2 separate regions of the Homo sapiens genome follow, and region 2 is linked to region 1. Evidence: read pairs that join two places in POLR2A ChIA-PET (ENCODE). Cell type or tissue: endothelial cell of umbilical vein. All regions are shown on one strand.

Region 1 (4,000 bases):
TATTTTAATTTTTTTTCTACTTTATTGAGATGTGGTTTACGTATGATAAAATGTACATATTTTAAATGTATGATCCTAGTGTTTTGACAAAGATGTATACCTGATAACTACTACCCCAATCAAGATACAGATTGTATCCGTCTCCCTCAAAGTATCTTGTATCCTATTGCATTCATTTTTCCCTGTTCCTGCCCTAGGCAGCCACGAGTCTCATTTCTTTTCTTTTTTTTTGTTTTTTTTGAGACGGAGTCTCGCTCTGTTTCTCAGGCTGGAGCGCAGTGGCGGGATCTCGGCTCATTGCAAGCTCCGCCTCCCAAGTTCATGCCATTCTCCTGCCTCAGCCTCCCAAGTAGCTGGGACTACAGGCGCCTGCCACCATGCCCGGCTAATTTTTTTGTATTTTTGGTAGAGACGGGGTTTCACCGTGTTAGCCAGGATGGTCTGTATCTCCTGACCTCGTGATCCGCCCGCCTCGGCCTCCCAAAGTGCTGGGATTACAGGTGTGAGCCACTGCGCCCGGCCACACAAGTCTTCTATCACTATAAATAAGTTTTGCCTATTCTAGAACTTCATATACATTGAATTCTACAGTATGTACTATTTTAAGTCTGGCGTTTTTCACTCAGCATAATTTAGGTACTTCTTTGGTCTATTTTGGTTAGTTACATTTTTGAAGAAAAGCATCCATTTTATTTAGATATTCAAACTTATTCCCATAGAATTGTGCATAGTAATCATTTATCCTTATAAAATTGTAACTGTAATTTTCTGGAATTGGGGTTTGGTGGTATGATGTGTTGCTCACAAGTGGCCAGAACTCCTATTCCTGAAGGATTTTGAATTGGAGGAACACATACTTAAACTCCCTTTTATGCCTTGGTTCTAGTTACTCTTTCCAAGTTGAATAACCATTTTTTTGGTTGTTTTAAGTTGGTGCTCTGAACCTTAAATTTCAGTACCCTTTACTCTGAATTGTCAAATTTTGATAAAATGTGCCATTTTTTTAATGTCTGCCAGAACATAATTTTATATGCCTTATTGGCTCCATTAAACTTTTTAAAAACTTTTTTAAAAAGGTGATTATATTCCTGTTTTTATTCTTTGTGTTACACATTCGTGTCTTTTTTATTGATTAGCTATGACATTATTTCTTTTCAAGGCAGGCTCTCTTGAATTTTTCTTAATGATTGTGTTTCTTGGCTTAATAATTACTCTTACATTCGGTTTTTCTACTTAGATTTATTTTCTTTTCATTTCTGTTGGACTTGCGATTTGAGCACTTAATTTGAGTCATTTAATCTTTTAATCTTTAAACGTGTTAAGTATTGCGTTGCCTTTAGCCACCACGTTTTGTTATGTAGTAGCATTCTTTATTTTTAACTCTGGTGTTTTCTTATTCTTATTTCATTTTTATTTTTTGTTTTTTTTTTTTTAGTGTGTTTTCAATAAGCATATGGTTAAGTTTATTTTTTGACCCATCAAAGGCTTTATTTTATAATGTGGTTTATTTCTTTTTCTATTTTAAAATACAGTTATGTGTTGCTTAACAATGAAGATACTTTCTGAGAAAAGTGTTAGGTGATTTCTTTGTGGAAACAGAGTGAACAAGATGTTACTTTACTGAATACTGTGGGCAATTGTAACACATTTGTGTATTTAAGCATATATAACATGAAAAAAGTACAGTAAAAATATTGTATAAAATATGAAAAATGGTACACTTCTATAGGGCAGCCCCATTATAATCTTGTGGAACAACTGTTGCATAATGCATGTGGTCTGTCATTGCTGAAATGTTGTTATGCGGGGTATGACTATACTGTTATGATTAATTCTCATTCCTTTTGTTATTCTTGTCTTTGTCTTTTTGTTTTTTTATATGTCCTGTTTTTTCTTGCTGCTGGGACCATGTTTTTGTTTTTATAGTCTCCAATATTTTGGCTCATATATATTTTATTTAAAATTCTAGTAATTACTTATTTGTAACGACAGTTAACTAATTGTAATTAATGATAGCTTATTATGATAAATTACAATTATGTAATACCTTGAGATGAAATGCTCAAAAATTGTTAGTTTTGTGCCCTGCTTTTTTATTTTGGTTATGTATTTTCTAGGATTTGCATAATCCGGTTTAAAAAAGATCATCCTGTAGGCAGTGGCAGAGGGGTGGCGACTGGGAGAGAACATAGCTCTGCCTCATAGATAATATCTCTAAAAGTCTAGAGATGAATATCTGTCTAATACTCTGTTTAGTTCTGGCTGTAATCTCTTGAGTCAGTAGACATGCTGGGAGAGGTTTGAAGCAGCTTTCTTGTATATTTTCAAGGAATTTTTTAAAATTGAGATACATTTATTATAAAATTTACCATTTTAAAGTGTACAGTTGAGTAGTTTTTAGAATACTCACAAGGTTGTGCAACCATCCCTACAATCTAGTTCCAAAACATTTTCATTACTCCAAAAAGAAACCTCATTCCCATTTGTAGTCACTCCCATTATCTCTACCCCTCAGTCCCTGGCAACCATGAATCAGTCTTCTTCCTGTGTATATGGATTTACCTCCTCTTGACATTTCACGTAAATGAAATGATACAATATGTGGCATTTGGGTCTGGCCTCCAATACTCATTTTTATGTTAAATAGATTTTTTTTTTTAGTGTACTATTTTAATTCCCTTGTTTCTTTTACTATATATTTTGAGTTACTTATGATTGCTTTAGGGATTACAATTAACAACTTAATTTATAAGAACCTAGTTTGGATTAGTGCCAACTTAACAGTATATAAAAAACTTTGTGGCTGGGCATGGGGCATGGTGGCTCACGCCTGTAATCCCAGCGCTTTGGGAGGCCAAGGTGAGTGGATCACGAGGTTAGGAGATTGAGACCATCCTGGCCAACATGGTGAAACCCCATCTCTACTAAAAATACAAAAATTAGCTGGGCATGGTGGCACCTGCCTGTAGTCCCAGCTACTTGGGAGGCTGAGGCAGGAGAATCGCATGAACTAGGGAGTCAGAGGTTGCAGTGAGCCGAGATTGTGCGACTGTACTCCAGCCTGGTGACAGCAAGACTCTGTCTCAAAAAAACAACAACAAAGAAAACCCCAAAAAAACCTTTGCTCACAGCTCCATCCTATTGCCTTCCTTTGTGCTGTTATCCAAGTTATATCTTTATATATGTAGTATACCTATCAACAAAGATTTATAATTATATACTTTTTAATGAGATAGGACAAAAATTACAAAAAATTATACTTAAAAATTTTTATTTTTTTAAATAATTTTTTTTTTTTTTTTTTTTTTTTTTTTTTTTTTTTTTTAGAAACTGTCGTTACCCTTTTGCCCAGGCTGGTCTCAAACTTCTTTTGACAGTTTGATTATGATGTGACCAGGTGTGGATCTCTTTGAGTTTATTTTAGTTGGAGTTGTTGAGCTTCTTATATGTGTAGAGTAGTGGTTTCCATCGAATTGGGAAGGTTTTGGCTGTTATTTCTTTAAATATTTTTTCTGCCCCTTTCTCTTTTCTCCTTATGGTACTCTTATGTATGTGTGTTGGTATGCTTGATATTACAAGTTTCTGAGGCTCTGTTGTGTGTCATTTTTTTGTTCCTTAGATTGTATAATCTCAATTGACCTATCTTCAGCTTCGCTGATTTTTCTTATGCCTGCTCAAATTTGCTGTTGAGTCTCTCTGGTGAATTTTTTCTTCAGTTATTGTACCTTTTGACTCTAGAATTGCTGTTTGGTGAGACATCGTCTCCATGCTTTTAGACATGCGTTTTCATGTCGAAAGAAATGATTTGCTTTAGGTCTTTGAACTTATTTTTTTTTTTTTTTGAGACGGAGTCTTGCTTTGTCGCCCAGGCTGGAGTGCAGTGGCACGATCTCGGCTCACTGCAAGCTCTGCCTCCCAGGTTCACATCATTCTCCTGTGTCAGCTTCCCGAGTAACTGGGACTACAGGCACCCGCCACCTCGCCCGGCTAATTTTTTGTA
Region 2 (4,000 bases), 61 kb after region 1:
CTGGGTAGCTGATGATAATGTAGGGAATTCCAGACAGGCAATGGCAGGTATCAGGTGAGCACCTGTGTGCTAGACCAGGTATCCTCTGTTAGAGCCAGAGAGGAGGCTTTGAGTAGGGAAAGAAAAGTAAAATGGGACAGAACCTCAGGTACTGGGCTCAAGTGTTAGATTTCAGTAGATTTATATTACAGGCAACCAAGATATTTGAGCATGATATACCGTTCAAAATAATACAAACTCGTGTAACCTTTCCTATCCCCTAAAGTTTATTAAAAAAAAAAAAAGTTAGGAACTGGTTAAAAAGCTATCATCAGAGTTTACTATATTTGGAGACCAAATTCTTTAAGGACATGATGGGGAATAATAATATTTCTACAAGGTAAATTTTACTAATGTGATAATTGAGGCTGTGAGAGACTGAAGTGAGATGCCCAAGGTCACACAACTAAGTGGCAGAGATGGGGTTTGACATGGTTTTACCTCTAAGGCATGAGCACTTACCATCCTACCATGCTGCTGCTGCTCCAAAAAGCATGCAAGAAAAATACAGCCTATTTGTAAAGCTCTTTCCTCTTAAGGTTAATTGATCATTCCACGGTTTGTTTCTTCTGATAAATGAAGAGGATATTTGATATCCCCAAGCTTACTCTTTATTTTATACACGTAAGTATATGTAACACACACAACACTCTTGCTCTATTTAATCCTTAAAAGGATAAAAATCATAATGCCCAAATTTGTGCACAGATAAAGCTATCGATTAAATAACAACTATTATGCATATGGCACTATGCTCAGTGTGTGGCCCCAAAAGGCTTTTGTTCAAACAGTAAGATGGGTCATCTGCATAAAAATAAGCAAGGTGACAAGTTGGGGCTATCAGGGCAGTACTGACATTAAGGGCTACTGAAATTCCAAAGTAATGAATGCAGGTGGGATTTTCAGAGGTGGTTTTGTGCAGGAAGTGGGGGCAGGGACAATGCATGGGAAAGAGTCAGATGACTGCCTTCAACAAATGTTCTAATGAGGATGGGGGAACCCACCACAGAGATCTGACACCTGTGTTGCAGAGTGGAGGGAAGGCACTGCCCCATCCTAGCAATACAAACCCATAAGCCTAAAACCGAAACAGAGTACATAAGAATGAGATATTCCTTCCACCTCCTCGGACGCCCACCCCTCCTGACTCAACTTCCCGGCCTGGAGCCACAGCACCTACTTAGATCCTCTTGTATTAAACTGTTTGATCCTCTTGTTTTAACTGCTAAGCTTCCGCCCATGATTTGCCTAGACTTAATATAAATGTCATACATAGTCATAACATGATAGTAATACTAATTAAAATAAGTTAAAACATGAATATAGTGTAAACTATTCTTTTCTAACCTGCTCTCTTGACAGTTTACTAATGACTAAGCAGTAGTAATAATAAGAGCTCATAATAAGAATATAAAGTATTCATATGTCGCAGGCATTGGTTAGTGTTTGCTTGGTTTACTCAGTTAATCTCCAAAATGACAATGTGAGGAAACCAAGGCATGAAGAAGTTAAATAACTTCTCCAGGATCCCATGGCTGGTGAGTGACAAGGCTGGGATTCCATCCAGGCAGTCTGGCTGCAGAGCCAAGGCTCTTAGCCATGACTAGGCTGCTATTGTAAGACATTCCCAGAATTATAAGGGTATTGTCTGAGAGTGACGTTTGTTAATTTATGGATTAACTCCTGCCTATGGACAATTAATTTGAAAGTGAAAAAGGTATGCCTAAGAATCCTGGCAATCCCCCAAGTATAGTTAAGGTCCCAGCAACAGAAAGTAACCAATAGGAAAGCATATTATGAAGTAAGCAACTTAGCATTCAAGAAGACTGAAGAAAGACTTTTCAGAAGGATGCAGTTTGCAACAGAGGTTAAGGAAAAAATGGAATAACAACAAGAAATGGGTGGTGCTTAAGATCAGCAGGTGACCCACAAGTAGACTGTGCTGGACATTGTCTAAGGGCCTCCCCAGCTCCTGTCTCTGGATTTGGGTGTCAGAGCTCATGCAGAGGAAGGGCACAATGGTCCAATCCACCTGCACACAGACTGCCCTCTGCTGCAGGCAAGAATATACACCTGAGCCTCTGGCTCTGTCCGTATCCCAGCATGGCTCTGGACCGCCACACGACTGGTTCAAGAGGATTCTGCAGCCCTCCTGGATACCAGCTCCATGCCGGTTAAATACCTCTCCATATGGCCTGTGGCCTTCCTCTTGAATGTCAACAAGAACACCATTTGGAAACAATCCACACCCTGCATTTCACTGTGACTCAGGCACTGATCTCTACCTTCATGAATCCCTGAGTATCTCTTTAATTCTAAATCTGTTACTCCCTGTAGTCAGGGGAAGGATCCTCCTTCCTCAAATTACCTTCTTTACCTATTCTACCCTAACAAAGTGAAAAAACTGTATCCACTGGATAGTCCTTTCATAGACAGGGCAGTTTTCATTTTAAGAAATCCCTTGGTAAGGCTGTTTAAAGTAGAAACTGGGATCTTAAGGGGTCCTAAATGTGGGTGAGACTGCTTTTTCTGCCCTAAGGCAAGAAATCCCTTGGGTGCCAGCAAGACAGGGGGTGAGTGGGGAGAGATGGGAGAGGTGAGCAGGACTGTGGAGGGCAGTACTGCACAGTGATGTAGCCTCCCAACAGCTACCCACATTGCAATGAAACAAATCACAAAGTGTTAGGATGTAAGTAGGTTTCTTTACAAATTAGTTGGGGCCAGTTTACTGAGTGGCAAACTTGAAACAGACTCAGAAGTGTGAAGGCACAGAGAAGCATGAGCGAGGAGGTAAGAAAGATTCTGGGGCATACAGAAATCACGCAAAGGATTCAGATATCATAGGTATGCTCAGCCCTGTTTCTGTCCAGTAAGGAATGGAAATGCTTTTAGATGCATTAGGTATTGACATTACTTTCTCTTTTTTTTTTTTTTTTTTTAAGACAGTGTCTCACTCTCTCACTCAGGCTGGAGTCTAGTGGTACAATCTCAGCTCACTGCACTTCAACCTCTGAAGTGCAAGCAATTCTCCCACCTCAGCCTCCCAAGTAGCTGGGACTACAGGCACAGGCCACTATGACTGGCTAGTTTTCGTATTTTTATTTTATTTTTATTTTTTGTAGAGACGAGGTTTCACCATGTTGCCCAGGCTATTCAAGCGATCCACCTGCCTCTGCCTCCCAAAGTGCTGGGATTACAGGTGTGGGCCTGACATTACGGGCCCGGCCTGACACTACTTTAATCAAACTGTTACACACCTACTATCTATGGAAATGGATAGTGGTAGTGAATGGTCAGAGGTTTTAGAGGACCAGCTTTTTATGAGAAGAGCAGGCCTGGATAAGTCACTGAACACGGAAGGTTTAGACCAGCCCAAGAGCCCTTTGGGGGTGGGAAGAGGGCAGAAAAGTGAGAAATAAGGCAGCTGTTAAGTGGGGGAAAAATGGGGCTTGGATAGGAGGGTGAGAGAGAAGTGAAGCCAGATTTTGCAACTTTGTGTAAGGCAGTCATATCACAAGAATGTTCCTAGAACTCATCTAGGGCAGCACTTGGCTTGATATGAGGGATCTCTGCCTGGACCGAACAATGGCCACCTTATATGAAGGTTCAGGAGTCCTTTTAACTCCCATTATGCTCTAACTGTACAACTAAACAGTTATTTACACAGCAAAGGAACCTGAAGGGCTTGCTCTATAAGCTTTCATAAGACACATCATACACAAAAAGAATGAGCAACAGGTCTTGAACACTAGTCTGTTTTCATATCTAGAGTTTCAATCTAGATATTAATTTCAAGTAATTATTTTTATGTCTCAATTACGTTCTCTGAGAAATGTCTTTAAAAGATCATTTTCTATCATAATCAATTTACCCTTTAGTCATTTATGAAAATCGAGAATTACCATACCAAAATGAAGTAAGGGCAAACGTCATAAGTAAAAGGAGAAACTACTTCTTAAGT

The links. Peaks named below come from ENCODE experiments on the same cell type or tissue, not always from the same donor. Only the 100,000 strongest peaks of a DNase experiment are listed, where the experiment ranks them.
Region 2: POLR2A ChIA-PET joins it to region 1 with 7 read pairs; 9 of 35 experiments call an interaction of 5 or more read pairs at or near these places.

The regions. Positions count from the first base shown.
Region 1 is chr3:149,078,699-149,082,698 of GRCh38, reverse strand. The region is part of intron 2 of HLTF (helicase like transcription factor); the gene reads left to right. Among named protein-coding and RNA genes, the nearest start is that of HLTF-AS1, 5.6 kb to the left of the region's middle. In endothelial cell of umbilical vein, no CTCF peak of the experiment used is centred here; DNase peaks (open chromatin) are centred at 1,808 and 2,528; H3K27ac peaks cover 560 bases.
Region 2 is chr3:149,018,047-149,022,046 of GRCh38, reverse strand. The region is part of intron 5 of GYG1 (glycogenin 1); the gene reads right to left. Among named protein-coding and RNA genes, the nearest start is that of GYG1, 29 kb to the right of the region's middle. RefSeq lists an enhancer at 600-1,250. In endothelial cell of umbilical vein, no CTCF peak of the experiment used is centred here; a DNase peak (open chromatin) is centred at 1,606.